7 separate regions of the Homo sapiens genome follow, and regions 1, 2, 3, 4, 5 and 6 are each linked to region 7. A link is an interaction called in ENCODE POLR2A ChIA-PET data of the cell type or tissue named here. Cell type or tissue: CD4-positive, alpha-beta T cell. All regions are shown on one strand.

Region 1 (4,000 bases), 120 kb after region 7:
TTGGCTGTTCAAACTCGCCGCCGCTCAGCCTCTTCCTCCTCTCTTTCATCAACCCTGGGAATCGCACACTGCCCACCCCACCGGGCCCCGGAGCGGGTGCAGGAAGAGAGAGCTTAACACCCAGAGGTCTGGGCCTTCTGCAGGCGCCTGAGCTGCTGTGGCCTGAGCTGGGTTCCCTGCTGGAACCATCACAGTAGACCTAATGATCTGCCTGCAGGAGTTGCTTCATCCCAGCCGACTCCGGGGCTGCGGGAAGGGGCTGGGCCTTGGTTTTGCTGGGGGTGGGGGGTCAGTGCAAAGGGCCTGAAAAGTGGCAGAGGTGATGGCCCATCTGTCCTCCCCCTGGCCGGCCGGCCTAAACGCGATTGGCTCTCTTTCTTTTTTTTTTTTCCCTCCCTTTTCCCTATAAATAACACTAAATGCGATTTGTCAATGCATTCATTTGGGTTCAGTAGTTGGACCATGGGCAGAAGCACTCCAGATTTGTCACTTTCCCTAAGCTAAGGGTGGGGAACACCCTCTGTGAGATCTTGGCTCCTGAGCGCCCAAGACTGCTCTTGGAACCCCAACTCTGGGTCGGTCTCAGGGGACTGACGTTGATGGAGTTGCTGACATTGACCTCCGGCCTCTGCATGGCCTTCAGGAAGGGGGCCCTTCGCTCTCTGTCCCGTCGAGCCTGGCTGGCAGCACTCCCTTCTCAGGCCTGTGCCCCCGGCAGGGCCTGCTGCCCCCGCCCTGCTCTGTGGGTGCCAGGCTCCAAGCACCAGGTGACTCGGTCACTGAATGGTCACTGAACAGTCATCCTTGCTGGTGTCCCCAGTGGAATGTGCATGGACGTCCTCCCTCCCCCAGATCCTTGTCTTTTATCTCTCAGCCTTTGTTCCAGGGGCCACCACAGGACCAGGAGGTACGCAGACGTGGGTGGCACATCCACTGGGCAGATTCAGCCCTGAACCTGCACGCCCCCTCCAAGGGGGCCCCCAGCGGGCGGGGTTGATGGTGCCGTCTCTCTCTCTGTCACTAGAACGGACATGAGGATTGTGTCTTGTCGATCCACGTCCTGAGTTCCCAGACGTCATAGGTGCTTGCTCAACGAGTGTTTGAATGAATGGTCAGCATTGTGTGACCGCAGATTTTCAACTTTTATCCAAATAGTTTGTGGTTTCTGTGAGGCTATCCCGAGACAGTCTCACAAGAATCTCCATTCTCCCTGCACGCTCCGCACAAGGTCTCCTTGGGGGGTTTTTCAGAAAAAGGGCCAAAGAGCAGCATTTCCTCGGGGATTTGAACACGATCTCCCCCGGGGCAGGGGACTGCCCTGGAAGATTCCCGGCACCGCTTCCCATGCGCCACGTGACTAGGAGGGTCTTGGGGCAGGATGGTGTCTTTTGTGCCTTGTGTGCTGGGGCCGGAGGAAACACTGCCCGTGGCCGGTGTCATCTGCCAGCCCTGAAGACTAATGATGGGCTGGACAGTGGCCCCATTGAGTGGGAGGGAGAATCGCTGCTGTCTGTAGCTGGGGGGCCGGGTGGGTGGGAGCCGAGGCCAGGGAGAACAGCGCAGACCTGGCACGGAGAGGCCTGGAGGAGGAGCAGGGGGTCTCAGCCACCCAGGGTGCAGGGACGCCACACGAGGAGCAGGTGTGGTGTGCGTCCTCCTGCGGGTTCTCCACCTCTTGGCTTCGTTACCTGCACTAGGCTTTGTGGTGAGAGGGCACAGAGTGGAGGAAGGTGCCGTGGCTAGGGCAGGCCACACGCTGTGCTAATGGATTGCTGTTACCTGTCGCCTCTGTGGTTTTGCTGTCAGGATCCTCCAGCACCAGGTCCCCACCACCAGGTATGGGCCCCACAGGCACTACTGGCTCCCCGAAGCCAGGGACAGACCCCATAGACAATACTGAGTCCCTGCAGCCAGGGATGGGCCCCCACGGCCAGTACCAGATCTCAGGGACCAGCACCGGGTACCCACAGCCAGGGACAGGCCTCCATGGCCAGTACCAGGTCTCAGGGACCAGCACCGGGTACCCACAGCCAGGGACGGGCCCCCATGGCCAGTACCAGATCTCAGGGACCAGCACCGGGTACCCACAGCCAGGGACGGGTCCCCATGGCCAGTACCAGGTCTCAGGGACCAGCGCTGGGTCCCCACAGCCAAGGACAAGTCCCCACGGCCAATACCAGATCCCAGTGACCAGCACTAGATGTCCACAGCCAGAGATGGGCCCCTATGGCCAGTACCAGGTCTCAGGGACCAGCGCTGGGACCCTGGATGACTGAAGGAGGGCACGGTTGACTAAAGCTGCAGGAGCCAGCCTGGCCATCCTGAGGCACTAAGCCATCACTGCGGTCTCAGGGGACTCAGACTCCTCTACTTGTCTTCTTGAATTCTGGAATCAGACACACCTGGGTCCAGCCTTTGCCCCCGGGGCTGTGTGCCTGGGATGGTTGCCTCACCTCCCTGAAGCTCAGTGAGATGGGGACGGCTGCACAGGGCCCGGCACAGATGGCACCCGATGGCACAGGGTCACCTGCTTGCATCCATACAGCCTCGGCCCTCGCTCTGGCTGCGTACCGAGAGTCCCATGCCCAGACCTCTGCTGAGTCTCCAAGCTCCTGGTCATGCCTCAGGCCTCCCGTGAGAAGCATCACTGCATGGACCATGCCTCGGGACCTCACCTTGGGCTGGGAAGCTTGCTCCATCTCCCCAAGTCTCCCCTAGAGGCGCCCCATGTCCCATCACTCTCACTGCTTGAGGGGTCAGATAGGGGAACCCAGTGTGGGAGGCCCAGAGGTGCCGGAGCAGACGTTAAGCGAGTTCCGTGTTTATGCGCTGGGCCTTGGCAGACACCCTGAATGAGCCTCTTCCCCAGGAAGGAGATTGGGGTCCCAGTCCAAGTTGTGGCCTCAAACCCTGTGACCAAGAGTGGAGAAAAGGCAAGACCCCTCCTCCCAGTCTTCCAGAACAGCCGATAGTGGTGGAAACATGGGGTTCACACTGAATTTCCTTGTAACTTGTTGAAGAGAATTTAGCCCACATTTTCAGGGGTGGAGGTCTGGCCGATTTGGCAGTGTGCCCGTCCCCCTGGCCACAGTTTACTCTGGACCGGGCACCCTGGTGCCCTCCCTCAGTGACGCAGTGAAGTCACTATGACGTGTTTAGTTGGTGAGAAAGTGCCTCCTGTAATGTTTTACTCTTCTTAGAGGGTGAATAAGCCTTGTTTATTATAAATAATTATTTACAGAATACATGAGGTTTAACCTAACTCTGGGCCACGGCAGCGTCCCCTGGGTAAACCCACGCGCCACCCTAGCTAGAGCCTGTGCCCCCACAGGCTTCCTGGACTCACCCTGAAGGGGGGCTGGATTTTCTGCCTGTCCCGATGAGAGGGCTGCAGGACAGTCCCCAGCGAGCCCTTCTGAGGGCTGTAACCTCTTCCCCTGGTATTTTCCTGCTCGCCAGGAATGTTTCAAGCTTCCAGCAGAAGCCTACCCACCATAGTCGCTTTCCACCCTGCTCACCATCCCTCCTGCCCTCACTCATTCAGCAGACCCCGTGCACAGCCCAGTGCAGGACTCAGGGTGGGAAGGTGTCCCGGGTGGGCTGGAGCAAGGTTCCCAGCCAGGGCGGGGTCCCAAGGTGGGTCCACAGCCAGGACTGTGATTTGGGAGGCCCCTCCCTGCCTTGTTCCAGCCCCGGCACCGCCGCTGTCCTTGTGCTCAGTGGAGACTCACTGGCTCCAGGCTCTAAAACCTCAGCGAGGTCTGCAGACAGGGAGGAGCCCCACTCGAGGGTAGAGTGACTGCCGGGTCCATTTGCCTGTTACGAACCACGTGGCCTCAGACCTGCCATTCCTCCTCTCCTAGAGCTATGGTCTTTTGTCTGAAAAATGGATAATGATGGTTACCATGTCAGGGACCATTTTGAGGACAAACGGGGATGAAACTGAAGAGGCTCAGCACGGAACCTGGACACAGAAGTGCTAATTGTGTGTTACCAGCTG
Region 2 (4,000 bases), 130 kb after region 7:
CCTCCCAGACTCTATAGCAATCAGATCTCCCGGACTTTGTGACCGTGGGGAGGGCACCAAACCATCCATGAGGGATCCACCCCCATGACCCAAGCCCCACCCCCCCCAGGCCTTACCTCCAACATCAGGGATCACATTTCAGCATGAGATTTGGAGGGGACAACGTCCAAACCATATCACACGTGACCTCTCTGTGCGTGCGTCAGTTTCTACATCTGGTTAAGCAGTAGAAGCTCCTTCTCTGTTCCTTGTTGAGAGAGCGGTGGGGGAGAAATGACTCAGGGATGGGAGGCTGGTCCCCCGAGGGGCCCTGGTGTTTGTGGAGTGGGAGTGCGGGAAGGCCCCTACGTTGTGTGTGCCGTGCTGGGCTGGCTCCTCACAGCTCACCGTGGTGCTCCCCGAGGACTGCTGGGGAGGAAAGAGCTAATTAACTTGGGGACCCAGCTGCTGAAGTTATCATTAAACTTGAGCAGTCCAGGGGCCCCTCTCCTTCTGGGTCCTATGTCACCCAGCACAGTGGGGCTTAATTGAATTTTTTCTCATCCCCCAAGGCTCCTGGCTGGCGTGGCTGGGGTTTGGGATACGGGGAGCGAGAGGGCTTGGGCCTCTTCCAGATTTGGAGTGGGTTCACCAGAAATGGCCCAGGAAACCGCGGGGGCCACCCCCAGCAGCTGGGGGCTCCTGTGGTCATTTCCTCTTGGTCCTGTTGAGCAGCCCTGGCCCCTGGAGCCCTCAGCAAGGGATGTGGGGGCCTGCCAGGCCAGGGTCCTCACTGCTGCCGCTATGCACAGCTGCATCTTGCATCCGGGGAGTGGGGTGCCGAGTGGGGTGTTTGGGAGGCAGGTTTTCCCTTGTCCCTTCTGCCCAGAGACCTTGGGGATGAGTTGAGTGAGACCCTTCCGGCTTCTGACTGGCTGTGTTTCTGTTGCCATCCCCCACTCCTTTTAAGTGGAGGTTTATGACTTCCTTCTTTATTTAAAAGGGTCATTTAGTGACTTAGCAGATCCCAGTCTGTGTTACCCAGGGCCCTTTTAAAAATCTGTGGGGAGGCTGGGCTTGGTGGCTCACACCTCTAATCCCAGCACTTTGGGAGGCTGAGGCGGGTGGATCACCTGAAGTCAGGAGTTCGAGACCAGCCTGGCCAACATGGAGAAACCCTACCTCTAGTAAAAATACAAAAAATTGGCTGGGTGTGGTGGCACGTGCCTGTAATCCCAGTTACTCGGGAGGCTGAGGCAGGAGAATCACTCAAATCCAGGAGGCGGAGGTTGCAGTGAGCCGAGATCACACCACTGCACTCCAGCCTGGACGACAGAGTGAGACTCTGTCTCAAAAAAATAAAAATAAATAAATAAAAATAAAAATCCATGGGGGGACCTCTGTGTCCATTGGCTGGTGTGAGGAGAGGGTGAGGAGCTGCAGAGAAGGTACCAGGCTGAGGACCGCCCCCACCCTTGGGCTACAGAATTGAAGGAGGGGACACATGAAAGATGTTCCTAGACTCGGGCTGGAGGCTGGGGACATCCGAGGGCAAGGACGACGCTGTCCCTGCTCTTGTTTGCAGAGGAGTGCACAGGGCTCACCAGCTTCTTGTTGCTGTTTAAGTGATAGCTTTATGGAGATAGAATTCACATACTGTGACGTTGACCTTTTTAAAATCTACAGTTCAATGGTTTTGCTGTATTCACAAAGTGATTGTATTAGGGTCATCCAGAGAAACAGAACCAATAGAAGGTGTGTACGTGTGTTTAGATAAAGAGATTTATTATTATGAGGAGTTGGCTCACCTCATTACAGAGGTTGGCAAGTGCCAAGATTGGCAGAGTAAATCAGCAGGCTGGAGACACGGGAGAGCCCATGTTGCGGCTCTGGTGTCCACCTGAAGGCCCAAGACCCAGGAGAGCCAATGGCGTCGTTCCAGTCCCGAGACCCAGGAAAAGCGCATGTGTCAGTTTGAGTCTGAAGCAGGAAAAATCTGATGTTCCAGGTTGAAGGCGGTTAAGCGGGAAGAATTCTCTCTCACTCAGGCCTTGTGTCCTCCTATTCAGACCTTCAGGCCTTTGTCACAAAATTACAAAGACCTGATCAGAACAAAATCTGAGAAAAAACCCTTTCCTTCTATCGGTTTTGGATTCATTGGCTGGGACCCTGGAAATTAGACTGACAGAGATTAACAGGAAACAAGCATAACAATTCAAGTAAGTTTTACTTGACACCGAGCCTTCATAAGGAAATGAAGACCCAGAGAAACCGTTAGCCTGAGCGGTTTTTGTTTTGTTTTGAGACAAAGTCTCACTCTGTCGCACGTCCAGGCTGGAGAGCAGTGGCCCGATCACGGCTCACTGCAGCCTTGACTTCCTGGGCTCAAGCTGGGGCCCAGCTGCCGGCCCCGGGAGCTGCTCTGAACCCACTCTTAAGTCCCAGCTCAGACTCCCAAGTAGCTGGGACTACAGGCATGTGCCACCCCGCCTGGCTAATTTTTTATTTTTTGTAGAGACAGGGTCCCACTATGTTGCCCGGGCTGGTCTCAAACTCCTGGGCTCGAGCAATCCTCCTGCCTTGGCCTCCCAAAGTGCTGGGGTTACAGGTGTGAGCCACTGTGCCCGGCCTAGGCCTGAACAGTTTTTATTTGTTTTGCTTGTTTTTTAAATTTGTTTGTTGCTTGTTTTGAGCAGTTTTTTTGTTTATTTCTTTTGCTTGTCTTTTGCCCAGGCTGGAGTGCAGTGGCATGATCTCTGCTCACTGCAACCTCTGTCTCCTGGGTTCAAGCCATTCTCATGCCTCAGCCTCCCAAGTAGCTGCGACTACAGGCGTGTGCCACCACACCCGGCTGATTTTTGTATTTTTAGTAGGGATGGGGTTTTACCATGTTGGCCAGGCTGTTCTTCAACTCCTGACCTCAAGTGATCTGGCCACCTTGGCCTTCCAAAGTGCTGGGATTGTAGGTGTGAGCTGCTGTGCCTAGCCTAGGCCTGAGCGTTTTTATGCTGGGTTTGATGAAGAGTGGAAAGTCGTGGGAAACTGTGACAGAGCAACAAAAGATGAGCTGAACAGTGAGCCCGTGGGGGTCTCGGCAAGACCTGTGTACTGGGGCCCCTCTCAGATCCTCTGTCTCTGGAGATGAGGCTGTTCCTTTCCGCTGGGTGTAGGGAGGGCACCTCTTACGTGAGGGGCTTATGATCTACTTCAGAGAAGGGGCAGGTCAGTGAGTTCTTCTTGGACCTGCCATTTCTTAAATTCCTTCAGCTGAAAATATTTACTATGCCAAGGCACTGTATCTTGGAGTGTGCGTTCCAAGCCCTGTTGCCTTCAACTGATCGGGTGAGGCCCACCCCCATCAGAGCACACAGTCTGCTTTACCCAGGCTCCTGATTGCACCCTTTTCCTGTTTGCCCCGAGAATACTCACCAGCAGTGCTTGTGGCTGCAGCGTTCACCCCAAGATAAATTTGCCGGGAAGTATCTTGCTTTTATTATTATTTTCACATCACTCTAGTATATCGACTTTGGAAACAAAAGACATCATTCTGTTTATAGCATTCCATTTTTAGTAGTGGTATTTCCTTTAAAAAAAAATGGTAATTCTCAGCTGGGTGTGGTGGCTCATGCCTGTAATCCTAGCACTTGGGAAAGCTGAGGCAGGCTGATCACCTGAGGCCAGGAGTTGGAGACCAGCCTGGCCAACATGGTGAAATCCCATCTCTACTAAAAATACAAAAATTAGCCAGGCGTGGTGGTAGGCACCTGTAATCCCAGCTACTTGGGAGGCCGAGGCCGGAGAATTGCTTGAACCCGGGAGGCAGAGGTTGCAGTGAGCCGAGATCGCGCCATTGCATTCCAGCCTGGACGACAGAGCAAGATTCCATCTCAAAAAATAAATAAATAAATAAAATTTAAAAAAAAATAGTAATTCTCGATCGCTGAAAATGTCAAATCCTAGAGAACACAGCATTCCTACAAGTGATGTTAACATTGTTCTTGATCAGTTGTTGGCTGAAGAT
Region 3 (4,000 bases), 73 kb after region 7:
GGGAAGGGGTGCCTGGACCAGGGGGCTGTGTGATAGCTGCACACGGTTTTATTTGGGGGTGCCCTTCTGGCGAGAGGAGAGAGGCCATGGGGCTCCAGCAGCGTCCTGGGAGGGCTCAAGCCCACAGCCGTGCTGACATGGAGCTTACAGGCAGGGGATTGGTGCCAGTCCTGTGGGACACAGGGCCTGTTTGGAAATGCCAGGCTGTGGGACATGGTTGGGTCCCTTCTCAGAAGCGTGCCCCCTGGCCCCAGCAGGGATCGTGGCTCCATGGGGCTATAGTAAGGTGCCAGCTGGGTTAGAAGCCCCTCAAGAGCCAGGTCTGATTCTGGGCACAGGATCAGAACTCAGTAATGCTCAGTAAGCCTTCTTTAGGTTGGACAAACAGCACAGTCTGGGTTTTTGATTTAGCTGCTGCTTCTTATTTCTAACCGTGGTGAAATACACAACATACAATGTGCAATTTTAGCCACTTTGCAGTGTACGTTTCAGCGGCATTCAGTACATTCACGGTGTTGCGCAGCTGCCACCGCTGTCCATCTCCGGTACCCTTTTCATCCTCCCAAACTGAGCTCCGTCCCCGTTAGACCAAGCTCCCCATGCCCCTCCCCCAGCTGCTGGCAGCCACCATTCTATTTTCTGTCTTTATTATGAATTTATTTGACCACTCTAGGAACCTTGTGTGTGTGGAAAAATACAATAACTGCCCATTTTGTGTCTGGCTCATTTCACTCAGCATGACGTCCTAAAGGTTCATCCGTCGTGCTGTAGCATGGGGCAGAATTTCCTTCCTTTCAGAGGCTGAATAATATTCTGTTGTGCGATGCACTTGTGTTGTGTAGCTGTTCCTCCATCGGTGGACCCTTGGGTTGCTTCCACATCTCTCTAAGTCCCTCTTTCCATCTTCTTTGACTTTTCTTTGACTTTTTTGAGACAGGGTCTTGCTCTGTCCTCCAGGCTGGCGTGCAGTGGTGTGATCACTGCTTACTGCAACCTCTGCCCCCTGGGCTCAAGTGATTCCCCAGCCTCAGCCTCCCAAGTACCTAGGACCACAGGTTGCGCGCCACCATGCCTGGCTAATTTTTAAATTTTTTTTGTAGAGACAGGTTCTCACTAGGTTGCCCAGGCTGGTCTCAAACTCCTGGGTTCAAATGAGCCTCCTGCCTCGGCCTCCCAAAGTGTTGGGATTATAGGCATGAGCCACCCAACCCCTTTTTGGTTTTTCTTTTTGAATGAGAGTTCTCCAGTGGTCAGTGGGCTTGGGGGCTGGGAGGATGTGGGGCCTGGAGAGGGTGTGGGTTTGGGGGGAGACCAGTGCTCCTCATGCTTTCATGGGCATGTGGAGTGCACATTTGTCTTGGCGGGTCTGGGGCCTGGGACTCTGCATTTCCTACAGAGGGGGCATCGGAACACACTGAGTAGCCAGAGGCTAGTGGGCCTTGGAAGGTCCTTTCCGGCCCTCAGTGTGCGAGTCCCGTGTTCCCTCTCCCATCTCTCTAAGCTTGACTCTGAAGAGCCACCCTGCCCCAGCCACCCAGACTCAGTGACAGTGGTTGCTGGTGGCATGGTGTCAGGCCAAAGGCATGGGCAGTTTGCAGAGTGGCAGGAGGCTGTTTCCTCCCCTGCCTTCTGTTGGTGCAGGACCTTTGTTTGACGTGCCGGATACACCCCCATCCTGGGTTGATGTGTTCACACTCAGCTGAGTCAAACAGGATGTGGCTGGGGAGGCGGTTGTCACCGAGCCATCTAAATCTCGGTGATGGCTGGTGCTGGATGCACAGGGACGTGGTCCTGGCTCTGGGGGACAGGTAGGGGGATGTCCATGGGGATGTACAAGAACATTCTCCTCCAGGGGCAGACACAGTTTAGCCCCTAAATTGTGCCAGAGACTGTGCCGGGAGCCAGGCCCAGGGACACAACCTGCGGGCTCTGCTTTCTGGAGCTCACCGAGCCGTGAGCAGGATGGCTGGGACACAAGGAGTGTCCAGGGAGCTTCCCCAGCAGTGGAAGTACAATTTCATCAGGCCAGGAAGGGGAGAGAAAGGCAGGCCACGTGGAGGCAGCAGCGTTCAGAGCTGCCAGGAACCTGGCGCTCTGGGGGGACGGTGGCTTTCTCCATGGAATAGGATGTACACGTTGGAGCCGGGGCATGGGAGAAAACCATCAGCATCCCAGACCCGGCCACCCACGGACAGGGACCTGTGCAGGTGGGAGTCCAGCTCACGTGGAGAGGTCCGTGGGCTGGGCTGACAGTCCTGAGGGCCTAAGCAAGTCCAGGTGGAGGAAATGCAGGGACAGACGAGGGCAGGGCCTTCCCAATGGAGGAGTGCTCTTGAAATCCGATGGGAGTGGCTTCTCGGGGGGCCCAGGCCTGAGCCCCACTAGTTCTTCCTCCGAGGCACCACCTGCTTGCTTCTCCGTCCTCCCTCTCTGTGTCACGACCGTTCTGGACACGGATCCAGTTCTCTCCAACTCAGCTTCCTGCCCATCTTTCCTTCAGGCCCATCCCCTTCTGCCCCTCCATGTGGGGCTGGGCTGGGAGTTCCCTGAGCCCCGACATGCACAGCTCTGACCAATCTCTGCGGCCCCTCTGTCCCCCGAGCACCAGGGATCCAGCTGGCACCATGGGGAAAGGAATCATGGAGGGAGTTCCGTGCCCTCTGAGCAGACGCCCAGCCCCTTGGCTTCTGCCTGCGGGAGGGCATCTGTGCTGTGGTTTGTCTCCACCCCAGAGCTGTGGGTGCAGGGCAGGGTCTCCTGGGGCCCCAGCTGAATTGCTCCCAGACTGACTTCCCCAAAGCACAGCACTGCTGAGATCTCTTCCCGTGCTGAGCCTTCTCTGCTCACTCACCATAGGCCCCTCCACGGTTGATTCACTCTCCTGCTCAGCTCACACCTCTCTCCTTCCCAGCTTCTCCTGCTTTGGTCTTCCCTTGGTCTCTCACACCTTTCCTCACAACCCCTTTGCCCTGACCTCCTGAACCCTGACCTCTGCTTCTCTTTACATCACTGCCTTGGTGAACTCCTATGCATCCCTCAAAACCTGGTCCAAATACCTCGTGTTTGGCTTGGGATATAAATGATTTGTGTATAAACTTTCTTTCCTCTGCTAGACTTTTTTTTTTAAATGTGAAAGTAGTTTTTCAGATCATAAAAAGTAATCGAGTACCCTTTCTTTAAAATGCAGGAAGTACAGAAATGAGAAAGAACCTAAAATTCACCTGTAAGCCAGCGATATCCATGCTTGAGGTTTTGCTGTATAGTCTTCAAAATTCCTTTCATGCCCCCACTAGATTCTGAGGGTAGGGCTGTTGTCTTTGTTTTTTTTTGTGTTTTTTTTTTGTTTTTTGTTTTTTGAGATGGAGTCTCTCTCTATCACCCAGGCTGGAGTGCAGTGGCATGATCTCAGCTTACTGCAACCTCTGCCTCCCAGGTTCAAGCGATTCTTCTGCCTCAGCCTCCCGAGTAGCTGGGACTATAGGCGTGGGCTACCACGCCTGGCTAACTTTTGTATTTTTAGTAGAGACGGGGTTTCACCATATAGGCCAGGCTGGTCTCGAACTCCTGACCTCGTGACCCACCCACCTCAGCTTCCCTGACCTCCCAAAGTGCTGGGATCATGCCACCGTGCCCAGCCTGTCTTGGTTTTTATAAAGAATCCCATAAGGGGCCAGGTGCAGTGGCTCATGCCTGTAAATCCAGCACTTTGGAGGCCGAAGCAGGCAGATTGCTTGAGCCCAGGAGTTTGGGACTAGCCTGGGCAACATAGAGAAACCCTATCTTTACAAAAAATACAAAAAATTAGCCAGGCATGATAGCATGCGCTTGTAGTCCCAGCTACTGGGGAGGTTGAGGTGGGAGGACCACCTAAGCATGGGAGGTTGAGGCTGCGGTGAGCTGAGATTGTGCCACTGCACTCCAGCCTAGGAGACAGAGTGAGACCCTGTCTCAAAAAAAAAAAAAAAAAAAAAAAAAATCCCATAAGATACCAAGTAAGTGA
Region 4 (4,000 bases), 59 kb after region 7:
TCTGCAGGTCTGGGAAGCAGCTGGCTCCTGGGTGCAGCTGTGACCGGAGCCTGAACTCTGCTCCCTGGGGTCACCGTCCCCTGTAATTAGGCTGCAGCTCATATTGGCTCGGGCAGAGGCCATCGGCTGCCCGCCTTGGGGCCACAACACAGAGAGCCCCGTGATTAATGGAGGCTCCACCTGGGCCAAGTGGCCCCTGGTGTTAGGCGCTTTTTTTTTTTTTTTTTTTTTTTTGCATTTTTTAAGTGCTTGTAACATTTCCCCTAATGGACAATGAGACGAGGAGGGAGGGAGGGGTGGCTTCTCTGCCCAGGCAGATCAGGAATGGTCACCGCCTGTGTGTGCAGTGACAGGTCTGGGAACAGACAAGGGAGAGCTTGTCCGGGAGGCTGGACCCTCACACCGATGCTGCCTGTGCCTGGCAGCTCTGTCCCGGGCCTCAGAACAGACACTGACCAACACGCTCCTCAGGGTCTCCAGGTCCGGGTCCTGGTCCCCGGCAGAGCTTCCCATCCATGGGAAGAAGCACCGAGCAGCCTTGCTGGCTCCTCGCAGGGAGCTGGGATGCATTTCTAAGAGCAGCATGCGTGAAGCCCGGGGTCTGGGCAAAGGAGTGTTTGGGGAAGAGTCTGCTGTTGTTGGAGGGTCGGAAGTAGAGGGGAAGGAGGGGCACGCGGTAGGCTGAGGAGGTGGCTGGCGACCCTGTGGTGGGGACGAGGGGGCTATGAGCAGACCAGGAGCCAGCATCACGTTTCTCTGTCTCCAGAATCGAGGACGGAGAGCTGCCAGAGAGGCCCTGGCGGGGTGTCTGGGGCCACCTAAAGGGCGTGGGTGGATTAAAGCTGAGGAAAGCCTCATTTTGGGGGACTCCGTACTTAACCTTTGAGGCCCTCAGAGCTGCAGCCTGTGGTTTTTCGAAGTCAATCACCTCCCAGGGCCTCGCTCCTGCCTTCAGCGACAGCCATTTATCAGGGAGTCTTTGACCCAAGGAGACCTGAAAGGTCATCTGGTCCCTCTCCTACCCCCAGGCAGGCCACACCTAGACCCTCCCACACAGATCCGTCCCACCCTTCTGCTGCCTTCCACCAGGGACGGAGGGTGGGCGGCCCTCCCACCCAGGCCCTGGCGGCCCCACCCCAGCCAGGAAATTCTTCCTCTTTATCTGCCTCACATCTCTTCCCCTGCGGCTTCCGCCCATTTCCCCTCAATCTGCTCCTAGTGGAGCAGCCAGCAGCTGGTTTAGAACCCGGGGGTGGGGGGAGCGCTAGACCAGTGCAGCACATCTGAGAGTGTGCCAGAGGTGCTCCCATTCCCATAGCTGATTTAGTAAAGAAAAGAGGAAGTCCAGCAACTTAGCGCCACTTTAAAGTCCGCCTGGAATGACCCTGTGGCTGCCGGAACCAGGGGCACGCGGTAGATGACGGGAGCAGGCACAGAGAGGCCTTCGTCCCGGATCAGTCGCTGTTGCCCTCTTGGAGGCTGGGCTGCCTTTCAAGAAGAGGACCCAAGGCCCTGTGAGCGGTGGCCTCCTCTGGAGCCTTTACTGTGGTCCTGGTTCTGCTCTGCGTAAAGAGAGATGGCTTGAAGCAGAAGCTGCTACGTGGCTGTCCCAGGCAGGCGCCCGTAGTCCCAGCTACTCGGGAGGCGGAGGCAGGAGAATGGCATGAACCCGGGAGGCGGAGCTTGCAGTGAGCAGAGATGGCACCACTGCACCGCAGCCTGGGCGACAGAGCAAGACTCCGTCTTAAAAAAAAAAAAAAAAAAAAGGAGTAGAGAAATCTTTCCCAGAAGGCCTGCAGTCACCTCCCCTTCATGTTTCAGAGGTAAAAAAAAAAAAAACTGCACATTTCGCTTTTTTTTTTTTTTTTTGAGACGGAGTCTCGCTCTGTCGCCCAGGCTGGAGTGCAGTGGCGCGATCTCGGCTCGCTGCAAGCTCCGCCTCCCGGGTTCACGCCATTCTCCTGCCTCAGCCTCCCGAGTAGCTGGGACTACAGGCGCCCGCCACCACGCCCGGCTAATTTTTTGTGTTTTTAGTAGAGACGGGGTTTCACTGTGTTAGCCAGGATGGTCTCGATCTCCTGACCTCGTGATCTGCCCGCCTCTGCCTCCCAAAGTGCTGGGATTACAGGCGTGAGCCGCCGCGCCCGGCCACACGTTTCTGTTCTTGAACAGGTGGCTCCCTGACCCTGGGTGTGGTTACTCCAAGACCTTGCTCTGGTGGGGCACAATTCTGGCCCCAGGTAGGGCGACCGTATAACTTACTGTCCCTTGGGGGACACGTTAGTGAAAGGGACCCTTGAATGACTACGGTGGGACAACAGATGTGAGCTGGGTTTGTCCCAGGAAGGCTGGATGTATGGGCCTCTTGAGCCAGAGGAGACAACAGCAGAAAGCTCTGCGGCTGATGGGACCGAGCAGGAGAAGGGCCGGCGGAGGCTGGGGCAACAACGCACTTGCCCACTGTGAAGGGCCTGTGTGAGCTGATGGCTGATGAGAGGGCAGTGGGGCGAGGCTGCCTCCTGCCAGGCTAGACCAGCTCCAGGACACCCATATCTCCTTTTCAGAACCGGTGACTCAGTGGCTAGAAGGGGCTTCAGAATTGACGGGACACTGAGGGAGTCGAATGGAATGGCTGGAGTGGCCACAGCAGGCTCTAGGCCTCCTCCCGTTTCTTTTCTGTGTTCTGTTCCTGGGGTCTATATCCTGGGGTTGCTGTAACAGAGTGCCACAACCTGGGGGCTTACAAACATAGCTTCCGGCGGCTCCTGGAGATTCCTGGCGTTCCTTGGCCTGCAGACGCATCACCATCATCTCTGATCTCTGGCCCCTGTCTCCACGTGGCTTTCTCCCCCTGTCTGTGTGTCTTTCTCCTTTTCTGTCTTTTATAAAGATGCTCACCATTGGATTTAGGGCCCACTAAATTCAGAATGATCTCACCTTGAGACCCTTACCTTAATTACATCTGCAAAGATCCGTTTTCCAAATGTGATCATGTTCGCAGGTTCCAGGAGTTAGGACTTAAGACATATCGTTTTGGGGGACACTGTTGAACCCACTACATTTAATAAACCCAGAGTTGGTGCCAATGTCCCCTGCGGACACCATAGCAGATTCTGGAGGTTCCTTGTAAAGGAATCCGTAGGACTTCTTTTCCCTTCTGGAGGGATGAGACTGTAGCTGGGCTGGGGAAAGCTGCTGGTTCAAGCTGGGGCTGGTTCAGCTGGTGCTGGCTTGCCAGGTTGTTAGAGAGCTTTATCCAGGGAGAAATTAACATCACAAAGTTGGGGGATAAGAGAAGGTTTGGAATCCCAAGGGCTGGCTGTTGAGGTCAGCTGCCCACCCCTTTGTGTTCCATCTTACAGGGACCCAGGCCTGCCAGTGCTCCGTTTCTGGAAGGAATGCTGTGGGCTGCTGTGCCCCATAGGCAGGGTGGAGGGTCCCCTTGCAGCCAGCGAGCTGCTCTTCCTGTAGCGTGCAGAGGGAAGGAGGAGGCTTGTTTATTTCTCTTGGCCTCAGCCGAAAATCCAACCACAGGCTCTGGCACTAGGCAGACCTGCTCATTCTCACATCATCATTGCAGAGTGAGCCAGGCCTCTTGGGTGGGGCTGTGATGAGCAGGAAGGACCTCCGGAGTGCCTGGGACTTCTTGGGCCCAGGGTTGCCAGAGGCAGAGAGAAAGAAGCCTCCTCCTAACACTTGAGCAAAGATAGTCATCAGAATCCATCAGAGTGGCCTCCTGTGGCTCTTCCCTGGGTGCTGACCCCCCTGGTGCATTTGAAGTTTTCAGGGATACTATTGACGCTCCCTGCACCTCCATCCAGGGGTTAGTGGAAATGGTTCTTTTCCTCCTTGTCCAGAGGTACTGTGGATGATGACCCCAGGTCCCAGACCTCAGTCATTGGGCCACGTGTGCAGATAAGCCTGGGCAGTCAGTAACCTTTGGCCACCAAGCTGGCCTCCTGCGGACTGGGCCGGCACTGGAGGCGGGTCTTAGCTGCTA
Region 5 (4,000 bases), 50 kb after region 7:
CCGGGAATGCGGGGCTCAGACTCTACTGGGCTTCTCGTATTTTTTTGTTTTTCCTTGTCCATCTTCTTTCTCGGAAATTTCTGAATATCCCCCTACAGCCTTTGGCATTCTGTCACTCCTGGCATCTCTGGGCCAACTGGGAAAGCCATCATTTGTCCAATATCCAGAAAATCAAGGGGCCTGGCCTTAAATACATTGCAGTGCCCTCCTCCCCACATGGCATCGAATTTCCTGTGTCCTCAAAGCCAGGAGCCTGTGCCTTGGATGTGGGCGATGGAGCCTTGCAGACACCTGGAGCGGCTTTCCTGGGAGAGTCTCCCTCGCCTTCCCATCCACCCGCTTCCCCTCCCCTGCCCCAAGCTCTGGTCACAGCCTCGGAGGGGTCATCTGAGTGTAGGTTGCCTCCAGGTGTACAGTTGGAGGGGGGCAGTTACCCCACATCCCCCTGTCTGCTAGGGGCACCCCCAGGGACTCAGGTCTTGAGGGACAGCGGAAGGGTGGGGTGGGGAGTAGGCCGTTGTCTCGTGCCACCTGGGTGTTATGTAGACTCTGAATGGGCAGTTCCTGGGAGCTGGTTTTTCCTTCTCACCCCTTCTACAGTGCTGCCCCTCTGAGGGGCTGGAGCTCTCTGGAGCCCTTTGCAGCCTGTGGCAGGTCTTTCTGATTCTGTGCCTGGTTTCGCAGCCTCCAACCCATAGCCAGTGGCATGAAGAACATTCCTGGCTGTCTCTACCTGTGGCCTTTGCAGGCAGCAGTTCCCTGGGGCAGGGCCTGGGGGTCCTGGCACCTCCTTGTGGGACCCCTTGGGTATGAGGGAGGGAGCCACCTGGGCCACAGATAGACCCCCTTCCTGTATCCAGGAGGTTCAGGATGGACCTGTCTCATCTTTCTTTCTGGTGGGAAGAGAGCATTCCTGGCCATGGGGAATGTGGCCTGGACAGAGCCACCTAGCCTCTCCCCTCCCCCAGGCAGGGCCCTGAAAGATGGAGATGGCTCTGCTCCTGCCAGGTCAACAGCCAGCAGTCTGGTGGATTTCCATGCAGTCCAGGCAGGATCTCCTTCTGTCCCCACCCCCCACCCCATGTGCAGGAAGCTGGTTCCAAGCAGGGACCCTTGGCCCCGCTTTCCACGTGGGTGGGCAGTTTCCCTGCGAGGGGCAGGCCAGGCCCCTGCCCTATGTCCCCCAGAGACCGATGTTATCTACAGTAAGAGCATACAAGTCTTTTTGGCTCCAAACCAGGCCTGGAGGGGTGGTCTTCTCCTCTGTCCTCTGCCTCTTGCCCCCCATTAAAGGTCAGGGAATGGAGTGCTCTGTATGTTTGCTGGGGTTGGGTTTTTTCCTTTGGTTTAAAATGAAGGGCTGGAATCCCTGGTGCAGACTGCACGGTGAGAGGTGCTCCTTGGGATCCACTCGAGGAGCATTACTGCTGAATGCCCTGCCAGGCCAGGAGCATCGCTGGGGGTGGGAGAGGCAGTTGGCTTATTTGTTTATCCAACAGCCATCCATGGGTACCCCAAGGGCCAGCTCTGTTCTAGGCACTGGGGGTCTAGGCATGGGCTCAGGAGAAGGGGTAGAACGGGAGGGCTTCCTGGAGGAAGGCTTCCTAACCAGAGACCGGGGTAGGAGTTTGCCAGGCAGGTGATGCTGGCCAGCTTCTCTTGCCATTTTCCTTTTCTTTTTTTCTTTTTCTTTCTTTCTTTTTTTTTGAGACAGAGTTTCGCTCTTGTTGCCCAGGCTGCAGTGCAGTGGCGTGATCTCGGCTCACTGCATCCTCCGCCTCCTGGGTTCAAGCGATTCTCCTGCCTCAGCCTCCTGAGTAGCTGAGACTCCAGGCACGCACCACCACGCCCAGCTAATTTTTTGTATTTTTAGTAGAGACAAGGTTTCATCCTGTTGGCCAGGCTGGTCTCAAACTCCTTACCTCAGGTGATCCGCCCACCTTGGCTTCCCAAAGTGCTGGGATTACAGGTGTGAGCCACTGCGCTCGGCCTTCTCTTGCCATTTCTGCAGACTCATAGTGTGTGTGGAAGACTGTATGTCTGTGCCTGGCACAGCTGCCCTCGGCACTCAGGTGGGAGGTGGGGGAGAGGGCTGTTGGTGCCAGCACAGGTCATGGCATGAGACAGGCTCCCGCAGCCAAGCGGGGTGCACCGCAGCATTGGAGGGGCCCTGCTGCGCACGAGATCCAGGCTCTGCATCTGTCCTCCTCCCCAGGAGGCCTGGAGGGCTGGGAGGGACCAGGGTGGTGAAATAACCCAGGTGGGAGAGAGGCACTGTTGGAGAGGCAGAGGGAGCTGCAGGTTTGTAGCAGCGAGCTTTAAACCCTGGGCCTCCACCAGAAAACCTCAGAAAGGGCTGCTTTGCTTTTTTTTCTAAACTACAAAAGAAACCCTTGGCCGCCTGGGCCCCTTGGGGTCGGGTGGGGGAGGAGATCCTTCATTCGCACCTTTGCAGGCCCAGTACTGTGCAGAGGGAGGAGGGTGGAGGCAAAGGCGAGGGAGGAGGGTGGAAGCAAAGGCGGGGTCCCTCCCTAGCCCCGCTGCCCTGCCTGGTTGCTGCTCTCAGACCCCTACTCCTGGCCCGGAAACATGGAATCTTGGGACAGCTGGGGTAGGGGGCACAGAACGGAGACCCTGGTGAGGGAGGAACTCTTTCTCCAGCCCTGGCTGTGGCCACAGCAAGGCCAGGCTGGGAGGACCTCACTCAAATATTTACATCTCTCCTAATATTTAAATGATGAAGCAGGCTCCTGCACACAGCTGCCCTGGAGCCAGCTGTTGCCTGCCCTACCCTCCCTCTCTCCCTCCCTCTTTCTTTCCCTCCCTCTTTCTCTCCCTCCCTCCTTCTCTCCCTCCCTCCCTCTTGCATTCTTTGTCTCTGACCCAAGTCCAGGCCCTTCCAGCTGTTCTCTCCTTACCCACAGGCACCTCCTGTGACTGAGCTTCTCCTTGTTATTTTTCATAACCATTTCCTTTAATTGAGCACCTCCTAGGTGCCAGGCCCTGGGCTGGTACTTTGTATACAAGGTGTCTTTTAATCCCCACGAGAGCCCAACAAGGTAGATTGGGCTGCTGAGGCTCCAGCGCTGGAAGGCCGGCCCGGGTCCTCCCAGTCCGCACCTGCATCCATCCATCACTCCCCCACTGTGGAGACCTGTTCCCTGGCCCCTGGCTGAGCACGATGGAAATCTCTGTCTACTAGTCCTTGGAGAGTGGGGATGGCTGAGGGTCCCGACCCTGGGGTCTGACGGGGGCTGCCTCTGCCCCACTTCAGCCTGGCTGCTCTTCCACTCAATGACTGAGTTTGCAAAACCAGAATAACAGTGCTACCTGGCTGGTACTTTGGGTGGCTGGGAGGCGTGGGAGAGGGTGCACGGAGGGGCTGAGCGAGGTGTCAGCATCGTGGGGATCTCCGAGGGTAGCCTTCCCAGGCCCAGGGCGGAGTGTAGGCAGAGGGCGCGATGGCCCAGCGTGCCGGCTCACATCTGGCCTTGCCCTTGCCCACACGGCAATGTGGGGGAGTCATCAGCCTCTCAGTGCCTCAGTTTCCCATCTGTGCAATGGGGACAAGAGTAAATCACTGTCTTCAGGTATGGTAAGCACTCATACACATTGACTATTGCAGAATGAACACAGTGAGCCCTTCTTAGGCTTCTACTACATGCCAGGCAGGGTGCCAGGCCCTAGTGGAGAGGGGACAATGATGGGCAAGCTGGCTCCTGCCCTCAAGGGCTGTCGAGCAGGGAGGAAGGCGGCGGCTGCCCTGACTGTGACCCGGAGTGGGGTGATTCGCAAAGAGGCTGGCGGGAGGCTGGCTGGGGGCTGGCTGGGGGCTGCTCCCTCTCCTGCCTGTGTTCCGTGGCAGGGTATTAAACTGGCTTTTTTCATGGATTTCCGAGGCCCTGACTGTGGGACCTCGGGCAGGTTTTGGGACCTTGTGACTTTGTTCCCGCTTGTCATTCAGGCCTTTGTCCTCAGCAGTGCCCAGCACACGGCGACT
Region 6 (4,000 bases), 150 kb after region 7:
GAGGCAGGGCTTCCCCAGGATTCAGCAGGGATCTGAAGGACTTTGCAGGCACCCAGGGAGATAGGAGAGGAGGAGGGAGCAGCCCTGGCCGGACACTGTCCTCCTAGCATTGCCTGCATCAGGGACTCACTCAGCTTTAAGAAGCCCCTTTGTGGGGGACAGGGAGCATCTGTTAGTTTATAGGACCTGAAGTGCCCCCATGGGCTCAAGTTTCTGGGAAGGCCTGCAGGTGGCCGTAGGGCTGCCGCAGGGGTGCTGGCCCCAGGGTCTGGATTCAGGGGAGCCTGCAGAGGGAGGGCAGCTGGAGGCTGCTCCAGTGTGCATTGTTACGAGGCAAAGTAAGGAGACTGCTGGGCCCACGCTGGGCCGGGGTGGATGGAGGCAAGGAAGTCTTCGCCGGGGCAAGGGCACCAGCTGTAGATGCCGGCAGCTTTCTCCTGGACACGGGCCTGGAAGGCTGACAGGGTGTGGTGAGTGCCACCGGCTCCCCTGCCGTGGCCTGGTCAGTGGCTTCACAGGCCTCCGTGGGCAGGAGGAGGATGACCTTGCATTCTGCTTGGCCACCATTGGCAGTGACAGACAAGGTGTGTGGGGATGTGGCCATTTCGGTCCGTGCTCTGAGAGCCAGGTGTGGGTTGGGTTTGGGGAAGACAGGGGAATGGCATTGACTTGACCCTGAGCACTTTGTCCTGGGGTGCAGGCCCGGCTGTCACTCCCCTGGAGCTGGGAATGGCATTGGGCGGTGGCTCAGGGTCCCTTGCCCCAGCGGCACCATCTCTGCATTTGGCCAGCAAGGCTGATGGGACTTGTGTGGACATTTCTGGGACGTAGACCAGGCAGCATGACACACAGGGAGGGGTAGGCAGAGAAGGGCGGCCCCTGGGTCTTGGTTTCCAAGTCAGGCTTTGCAAGCCTGCTGTGTCAAGCCCTCTCTCGGCACCAGGCCAGGTGGGCCAGGGTCAGCCCTGGGGCTGTGATGAGTGTGAGTGCCCCTAAAGTGTGTCATGTCCAATAGCTGCCTCCTCTCTGGGCACTGCCTCCCAGCCAGATATCCTACAGCCCCCGTCCCAGCCACAGACAGCAATCTGATTCCCTCATCCTCGGCAGGTCCTGGGGTTGGGGTAAGAATTTGTCACTAAGTGCAGATGTTCCCAGAGGGTGCTGGCTCAGGGCTGCGTGGATTACAGCCCTTTCATCCCTGCCTTAGACCCACCTGCAACTCTGGAGAAAAGATGGCCCAGTGGACGCCTGCGGGGAGGAGGGAGCTGGTCCCCAGGATGAGCAGATTTGGGGGCAGTCCCCATCACGGGACCGGTGACCTACTGCCACCAGCGCCAGTGAATGGCAGAGGGGCCCTGGCATAAGGCCTGGGTTCAGAATGGGAACCTGCAGAGAAACTGTCAAGGTCTCCCGCCACCTGACACCTCCGCCTGGCTGCCACCCTAGAAACACCCTTGCTGCAAGAAGATGGGGGAGTTTGTCTGGGGCATGGTCTGGCGACACCAACTTGAGAACCTCAGGCCTAAGTGTTGGCCTCTGGGCCTCAGCTGTCCTCTGAGCTGTAAAGCTGGCTCCTGGGCACTTGTGGAAAACACTGGACTCTTTATTTTATTTTACTTTACATTCTGGGATACATGTGCAGAACGTGCAGGTTTGTTACATAGGAATACAAGTGCCATAGTGGTTTGCTGCACCCATTGGACTCTTCAATCCAGCTCCACTAGAAATGACTGCCTTCTTTCCCTTCTTCCGTCCCTCCCTCCTCCCCTCCCTTTTTTCCTTCCTTCCCTGTTTCCTTCCCCCTCCCTCCTTCCCTTCTTTCCCTTCCTCTCCCGTCCTCATGGGGATATAATTTCCATATTACACCATCCGCCGATTCAGAAAGCACAGTTGAGTGGCATTTTTTCACAACCTTCTATAAGCATCACCTCTAATTCCAGAACGTTTTCCTCACCCCAAAAGGAAACGCCATCCTCGGTACACAGTCACTCCCCCTCCCCCAGCCCCTGGAAATCACCAATCTGCGCTTTGTCCCTACAGATGTACTTATTCTGAACATATGACTAGAACCCTAAAAGATGTGACTTTTTGTGCTTGGTTTCTTGCAGTTGGAATGTTTTCAGAGTTCATCTGTGTTGGCGCACGCTCGTGCCTTTTTATGGCTGAGAAATAGTCCGCTGTGTTGACTCAGCACGTTGGGTTTCTCCACGCATCTGTTGGCGGATGTGTTAGTTATTTCTGGAGCCGGGTGTGTTGTGCTACTCACGGGCTGCACTAGGAGCTGGGGATATCACTGAGTAAGCCACAGCCTCGGGCACCCAGGAGCTCGCAGAGCAGGAGCTGGGAGGGAGGTCAGGAGGTGCATGGCCTGTTTGCCAGGCTGGAGAGACTTGCAAAAAGTCACTTTGAGCCAGAAACCAGAGCCTGAGGCCTCTGACTCCCAGCTGCGGAGCCGGGAGGGAAGCTCTGCATTTTGCTTTGACTGTGGGGTGACGTGTCAGTTACTGTCCAAATCAGAACCTTTCTGAGAGTCGACGTGGGTACTGCTGATAATTAGTCTGGATACCCGAAAGAATGGAAAGCAGGGACCCAGACAGATCCTTGCACAACCGTGTTCGTAGCAGGGCGAGGCCTGGAGGTGCGATGGGGATCTCAACGGGGCAGCTGCCGTCTTGCTGGAGCCCACGGTCTTTGGGGGGGGTCACAGGTGTTAACCGCATATCATACAAGCAGGAGTGTGAAATTTCAGGGTTGCCAAATTCAGTGAGGGTCTTGTGCTGGCCTGGCCACTTACAGTGGCATTTCAGGAAAAAAAATCACTCTATGGACCTCAGTTTCCCCATTAGTAAAGAGTAGGTTGGACTGGAATTCTGTACCATCCAGTATAGTTGCCATTTATGAAATGTGGCTATTTAAATTTAAATAAAAATAGAAATTCCGTTCCTCAGTTGGACTAGCTCAGTGTCAAGTGCTCAGAAGTCACTTGTGAACACACTGTGGCAATTCCTCAAAAAACGAAAACTAGAACCACCGTAGCATCCCATAATTCCACTTCTGGGTGTGGATTCAAAAGAATGCACAGCATCTTAAAGAGCTAGAGATATTTGTACACCCACATTCATAGCGGCTCTGTTCACAGTAGCCAGCGGGTAGAAACAACCCGAATGCCCGCGGTCAAATGAATGGAGAAATCAAAGGCGGGACAGGCCGGGCGTGGTGGCTCACGCCTGTAATCTCAGCACTTTGGGAGGCCGAGGCGGGTGGATCATCTGAGGTCACAAGTTCAAGACCAGCCTGACCAGCATGGAGAAACCCCGTCTCTACTAAAACAAAATTAGCCGGGCATGGTGGCGGGTGCCTGTAATCCCAGCTACTTGAGAGGCTGAGGCAGGAGAATTGCTTGAACCTGGGGAGGCAGAGGTTTCGGTGAGCCGAGATCGCGCCATTGCACTCCAGCCTGGGCAACAAGAGCAAAACTCTGTCTAAAAAAAAAAAAAAAAAGGGTGGAACATACAAGGAATTTGACTCAGCCGTAAAGAGGAAGTTAGGATACCTGCAACAGCAAGGGTGAACCTTTCGGGTATTACGCTAAGTGAAATAATTTGGTCACAAAAGGACAATCCTGTAGGATTCCACTTATACCAGGTCCGTAGAGTAGTCAGATTCAGAAAAACAGCAGAATGGAGGTTGCCAGAGGCTTGGGGGATGGGGCTGGGGAGTTGTTTAATGAGGACAGTTTGTTTTACAAGATGAAAAAGTTCTGGAGATTTGTTACACAACAATGCGAATGTACTTAACACCACTGGACTGCACACTTCAAAATAGTGACCGTGGCAAACGTTATGACAATTAAAAGGAAAAGTCACGTGGCCAGTGGCTACCACGCTGAGCAGCGCAGGCCTCGGACGGTGTCGTGGTCACAGACAATGGAGTGGGTGATCTTTACCATTGTTTCCAGCTGTCTGAGCACCATGGTGTCCTGGGGCCAGGATGAAAGTGT
Region 7 (4,000 bases):
CTCACCTTCTGCTTCCTTCCTCTCCCTCGGAATGGGGGGTGGACACTCCAAGACTAGCCTCCCAGCCACTCTCCCTGCCTCCTGCCTCCTCTCCTTCGGGACAGACCCCTGTGATCGCTGGGTGTTCCTGATGCTCTGTCCCCTCTGCGTCCTGTGCCGTGGGTGAGAGAGGGCTTCGGGGGGACTTCCCCCTCTTGGAGCACCTGCTGCTCCGGGTGCCTCTGGGGGCGGGCCCCCACCTCACATTGTGGAGCTGGTGTAGGAAGGAAGGTGCCGGGAGCCAGCTCCAATTCACGTGCTGGCTGTGGCCCTCAAGGTGTGGATGGCAGGAGGTGGTGAGACAGGGACTCATTGATCATGGGACTGACACCCCCTCATGTTGATGTGGGCCCTGAGCCATAATCTCACCAGCTCCTGAGTTTTGGCGCTGCTCTTGGCGATGGCGTGGACTCAGCCAGGCTCTCGGGCAGCCTTTCCTGGATTCTTCCTCCGTTCTCCCCTGGGCAGTGTTTCTGTTCACCTGGAAAGGATGGGTAGGACTTGGAGACAACAGGGATTCAAAGAAGTCGGGAGTGGGGGCACCTGTGCAGCTCACCCTGCAGAACAGACAATTTGGTTAAAGCCTAAAGCCTGCTGTCAGGAGCCTCGCTTGCCTCTCAGAGAGCACATGGCTTGACCATCACGGGGACTGGGGGAGAGGCACAGGCATGCCTGTCCGGCAGCAGAAGGGAACCCCGGGCCTGGGCCTCTCCATTCTGTGGCGTTGTCTTTCCTCAGAGTTGCACTGTCTCCTTCACTGTCCCTGCCTGGCCCCAGTGCTCATGTGGCTTGTGGCCCTCAGTCTGGGCTTGGTCTCCCGCAATTCACCCTGCCCAGCCCCACACAGCTTGTCCCTCCAGCTGGGAATCGGAGCTCACCTGGAGTCCCAGGCAGCAGATTCGATGCAGTGATGCAGGGCTGTCAGCCATGCCAGCAGGCCCTGCTGCTCACAGAGGGATGGGTATTGCTGTTGACAATAATTAAAGAACTACGGCTTCAGGCTGGGTACAGTGGCTCACACCTGCAATCCCAGAACTTTGGGAGGCCGAGGCAGGAGAATCAATTGAATCCAGGAGTTCCAGACCAGGCTGGGCAACATAGCAAGGCTTTGTCTTTACAAAAAATAAAAAATAATAATAATAATAAAAACTACAGCTTCAGAATGATTGACTTCAGCATGTTTATAAAGTCAAGGGTCTTCAGTGTCCTGGGCCTATGTCACTGCGTCAGAGGGAGAGAGGAAGAGGCTGGGGTGATGGGCACTGGGGCTTATGCTCCTCCTGGAATGGGTGGTCTTGGACTGTGCCTGTGTGATATGTTTGTCGAGCGGGGGCGGTGTCCACTGAGGACTGGATGTTGAGGTGTGGGTGGGGGGAGGTTATGAAGCACTGGGCATTTCCCGTGCACCAGTGCCCCGAGATTGCAGAGAGGGGACCCGCCCAGCCTGGGCAGGGAGGCGGGTGGCAGCGAGGAAGGGGAGAGGAACTCGGGTGCAGAAAGCCTTTCCTCCAGCAGGTGGCGCCGCAAGCTCTCGAGAGTCCAGCTCCTGCGGGGTTTGCATTTTCACTGAATTTGTGGGCAGAGGCTGCCTGGGTGTAGTTTCCGCCAACTGTGACTGCTCACTGCGGGCGAGGGGAAGTGGAGTGCAGAGAATGCACCGGAGGGCAGATGACCAGCCCCCGCACAGGCACGGGGGTGCCTCCTTCCCCGCACAGGCACGGGGGGCCCGAGCCCTTGGGGTTCCTGTCCTAACTGGGCGGGGAAAGGGAGGGTTGGAAGCTGAGTTAGGGGGAAAGGGGGTGGTCTCCTGCCATCTCTTTTATTTTATTTTTCCTATTTTTGGTTGATAGGTTTCAATCTTTTTTACATTTTTCCAACTTTTTGCCGTAAAACTTTTCAAACATAGAAAAGATGAAAGAGGGCTGAGTGTGGTGGCTCATGACTGTAATCCCAGCACTTTGGGAGGTTGAGGTAGGAGGATCACTTGAGCCCAGGAGTTCAAGACCAGCCCGGGCAATATAGTGAGATCCCATCTCTATAAAGGATACAAAAAATTAGTCAGGCATGGTGGTGCAGGCTTGGAGTCCCAGCTACTCGGAAGGTTGAGGTGAGAGGATTGCTTGAACCTGGGAGGTTGAGGCTGCAGTGAGCTGGGATTGTGCCAATGCACTCCAGCCTGGGCGACAGAACAAAACCCTGTCTCAAAAACAAAACAAAACAAAACCACAAAAAAGAAACCATGAAAGATTCTAAAGTAAACACCCATGCACCTACCACCTAGATTCCACAGCAACCATTTTGCTGTTTGCTTCACCACAAATCCCTCTGGCCACCAGCATCCACGCTGGTTTTGATGCACTTAAAATAAGCTGCAGAAATCAGCACACAACATCCTGTCAACACCTCAGTTTGCATTTCATTAACTAGAGTCCGGCATTTGTCTGTGATTATTTTTGTTTTTCTTTGAAGTAAAATGTATATACCCTGAGATGCACAGGTGTGAAACGTTCCGTTCTTTGAATTTTAACAAAGGTATCCACGTGTATCCCAGCCTGACCAGAACATAGAACATCACTATCACCCCAGTAAGTTCCTCATGCCCCTCCAGGTGCATCACAGTCCCCACCTTCCCCAGGGCAACCACAATTGTGCTTTTTTTCCACCACGAAATAATTTTGCCAGTTTGAGTGTTTCTTAGAGCTACCCATGTTGCTGCAGGTGCCAGCGATTTGTTCTGTTTTATTGCTGAGTAACGTCCACTGTGTGAACATTCTGTGGGTTTTTAGTCATTCTCTTGTTGAAAGACCCCTGGCTGTTTCCATCTGGAGGCTCTTATGAGTAAACCTGTTACGCTGGTTCTTCTTGTACAAGTTTTTCTGTGCATATGGGCGTTCATTTATTCTGTAGAAACACCTAGAGTAGGTATAGGGTAGGTATACATTTAGTTTTATAAGAAACTGCCAGATCTTTTCCCAAAGTGGCCCTTCCATTTCACACTCCCACCAGCAATGGATACGAGTTCTAGTTGCTCCACATCCTGGCCAACATTTGGTGCTGTCACTCTGTGAAATCTTAGTCATTCTGGTGGGCGTGTAGTGGTATCATCTCATTATGGCTTTAATTTGCTTTGGCCTGATGACTAATGCGGTTGAGCACATTTTCATGATTGGCTCTTCATATATTTTTCCTTTGTGAAATGTCTTTTCAAATCTGTTGCTCATTTTAAAATTGGGTTGCTTGACTTTTTCTTCTGGATACTGATCTTTTGTCAGATACGTGTTTTACAAATATTTTATTCCAGTCTGTGGCTTGCCTGTTCATTTTCTTTCCTTTTTCAAGAACAAGGTCTCGCTGTATTGCCCAAGCAGGTCTGAAACTCCTGGGCTCAAGCTGTCCTCCTGCCTCTGCCTCCCCAAGAGCCGGTTTTACAGGCATGAGCCACCATGCCCGGCCTGTTCATTTTCTTAGTGGTATTTTCCAATAAGCAAAAGTGTGTCACTTTAATTTTTATGAAGTCTAATTTAACAAACTCCTTTCTTTGTGGTTCTCTCTCTGTGTTCTTTGTAAGAAACCTTTGCCTACCCTGCCAAATTGCAAAGATATTTATGTTTTCCTTTAGAAGGCTTAGAGTTATATAGCTTTTATGAATTAACTTTTGCATATGGTGTGAGGTAGAGGGTCAGGGTTCATTTTGTTGTCGTTTTATGTGTTTATTCAGTTGTTCCAAACTTCATTTTTTTTTAAAGCTTTTATTTTGTATTTTCTTGGTGACTTATGAGGTCGCACAATTTTCCAAGATCCTTGTTGGTCATTTACGTATTTTCCTTTGTAAAATTATCTGTCCACGTCTTACTTCTTTTTAAAATTATGTTGTTTCAAGATCGAGTGATTTCTGAAGCCTTCATTTTATAATGCTTGAAAGAATGAACACCTTGTTCCCCAGCTACAGGCTTCTGCTCTT

Evidence for each region. Peaks named below come from ENCODE experiments on the same cell type or tissue, not always from the same donor. Only the 100,000 strongest peaks of a DNase experiment are listed, where the experiment ranks them.
Region 1: POLR2A ChIA-PET joins it to region 7 with 20 read pairs; 17 of 35 experiments call an interaction of 5 or more read pairs at or near these places.
Region 2: POLR2A ChIA-PET joins it to region 7 with 11 read pairs; 22 of 35 experiments call an interaction of 5 or more read pairs at or near these places.
Region 3: POLR2A ChIA-PET joins it to region 7 with 18 read pairs; 17 of 35 experiments call an interaction of 5 or more read pairs at or near these places.
Region 4: POLR2A ChIA-PET joins it to region 7 with 24 read pairs; 15 of 35 experiments call an interaction of 5 or more read pairs at or near these places.
Region 5: POLR2A ChIA-PET joins it to region 7 with 26 read pairs; 16 of 35 experiments call an interaction of 5 or more read pairs at or near these places.
Region 6: POLR2A ChIA-PET joins it to region 7 with 10 read pairs; 16 of 35 experiments call an interaction of 5 or more read pairs at or near these places.

The regions. Positions count from the first base shown.
Region 1 is chr17:77,454,671-77,458,670 of GRCh38, forward strand. All of the region lies in intron 3 of SEPTIN9 (septin 9), which reads left to right. LOC105371903 (a long non-coding RNA gene) reads right to left here. Exons shown (of 3, transcript XR_934990.3): 3 at 1,868-4,000. Among named protein-coding and RNA genes, the nearest start is that of MIR4316, 60 kb to the left of the region's middle. RefSeq lists enhancers at 1-608, 609-1,515, 2,165-2,778, 2,779-3,393, 2,818-2,897. In CD4-positive, alpha-beta T cell, no CTCF peak of the experiment used is centred here; DNase peaks (open chromatin) are centred at 935, 1,721, 2,751, 3,781 and 1 weaker place; H3K4me3 peaks cover 4,000 bases; H3K27ac peaks cover 4,000 bases.
Region 2 is chr17:77,459,975-77,463,974 of GRCh38, forward strand. All of the region lies in intron 3 of SEPTIN9 (septin 9), which reads left to right. It overlaps LOC105371903 (a long non-coding RNA gene), which reads right to left and starts at 918. Exons shown (of 3, transcript XR_934990.3): 1 at 873-918; 2 at 349-408; 3 at 1-247. RefSeq lists enhancers at 1-546, 547-1,160, 1,573-1,692, 1,713-1,772, 2,413-2,612. In CD4-positive, alpha-beta T cell, no CTCF peak of the experiment used is centred here; DNase peaks (open chromatin) are centred at 267 and 2,287; H3K4me3 peaks cover 3,136 bases; H3K27ac peaks cover 3,600 bases.
Region 3 is chr17:77,403,333-77,407,332 of GRCh38, forward strand. The region is part of intron 3 of SEPTIN9 (septin 9); the gene reads left to right. Among named protein-coding and RNA genes, the nearest start is that of MIR4316, 8.3 kb to the left of the region's middle. RefSeq lists an enhancer at 1,842-1,891 and a silencer at 2,762-2,881. In CD4-positive, alpha-beta T cell, no CTCF peak of the experiment used is centred here; DNase peaks (open chromatin) are centred at 1,699 and 2,749; H3K4me3 peaks cover 2,784 bases; H3K27ac peaks cover 3,994 bases.
Region 4 is chr17:77,388,601-77,392,600 of GRCh38, forward strand. All of the region lies in intron 2 of SEPTIN9 (septin 9), which reads left to right. It overlaps LOC124904062 (a long non-coding RNA gene), which reads right to left and starts at 152. Exons shown (of 2, transcript XR_007065918.1): 1 at 1-152. RefSeq lists enhancers at 815-1,545, 3,007-3,736, 3,737-4,000. In CD4-positive, alpha-beta T cell, no CTCF peak of the experiment used is centred here; DNase peaks (open chromatin) are centred at 851, 1,671 and 3,541; H3K4me3 peaks cover 2,164 bases; H3K27ac peaks cover 2,890 bases.
Region 5 is chr17:77,380,338-77,384,337 of GRCh38, forward strand. The region is part of intron 2 of SEPTIN9 (septin 9); the gene reads left to right. Among named protein-coding and RNA genes, the nearest start is that of MIR4316, 15 kb to the right of the region's middle. RefSeq lists enhancers at 2,210-2,747, 2,748-3,285. In CD4-positive, alpha-beta T cell, a CTCF peak has its summit at 2,270; a DNase peak (open chromatin) is centred at 2,354; H3K4me3 peaks cover 1,029 bases; H3K27ac peaks cover 1,638 bases.
Region 6 is chr17:77,475,320-77,479,319 of GRCh38, forward strand. The region is part of intron 3 of SEPTIN9 (septin 9); the gene reads left to right. Among named protein-coding and RNA genes, the nearest start is that of MIR4316, 80 kb to the left of the region's middle. RefSeq lists an enhancer at 1-542. In CD4-positive, alpha-beta T cell, no CTCF peak of the experiment used is centred here; DNase peaks (open chromatin) are centred at 1,410 and 2,216; H3K4me3 peaks cover 174 bases; H3K27ac peaks cover 1,997 bases.
Region 7 is chr17:77,330,035-77,334,034 of GRCh38, forward strand. All of the region lies in intron 2 of SEPTIN9 (septin 9), which reads left to right. Among named protein-coding and RNA genes, the nearest start is that of SEPTIN9-DT, 50 kb to the left of the region's middle. RefSeq lists enhancers at 1-420, 421-996. In CD4-positive, alpha-beta T cell, CTCF peaks have their summits at 1,560 (motif pointing right) and 1,767; DNase peaks (open chromatin) are centred at 1,587, 2,267, 2,687, 3,137 and 2 weaker places; H3K4me3 peaks cover 1,542 bases; H3K27ac peaks cover 1,745 bases.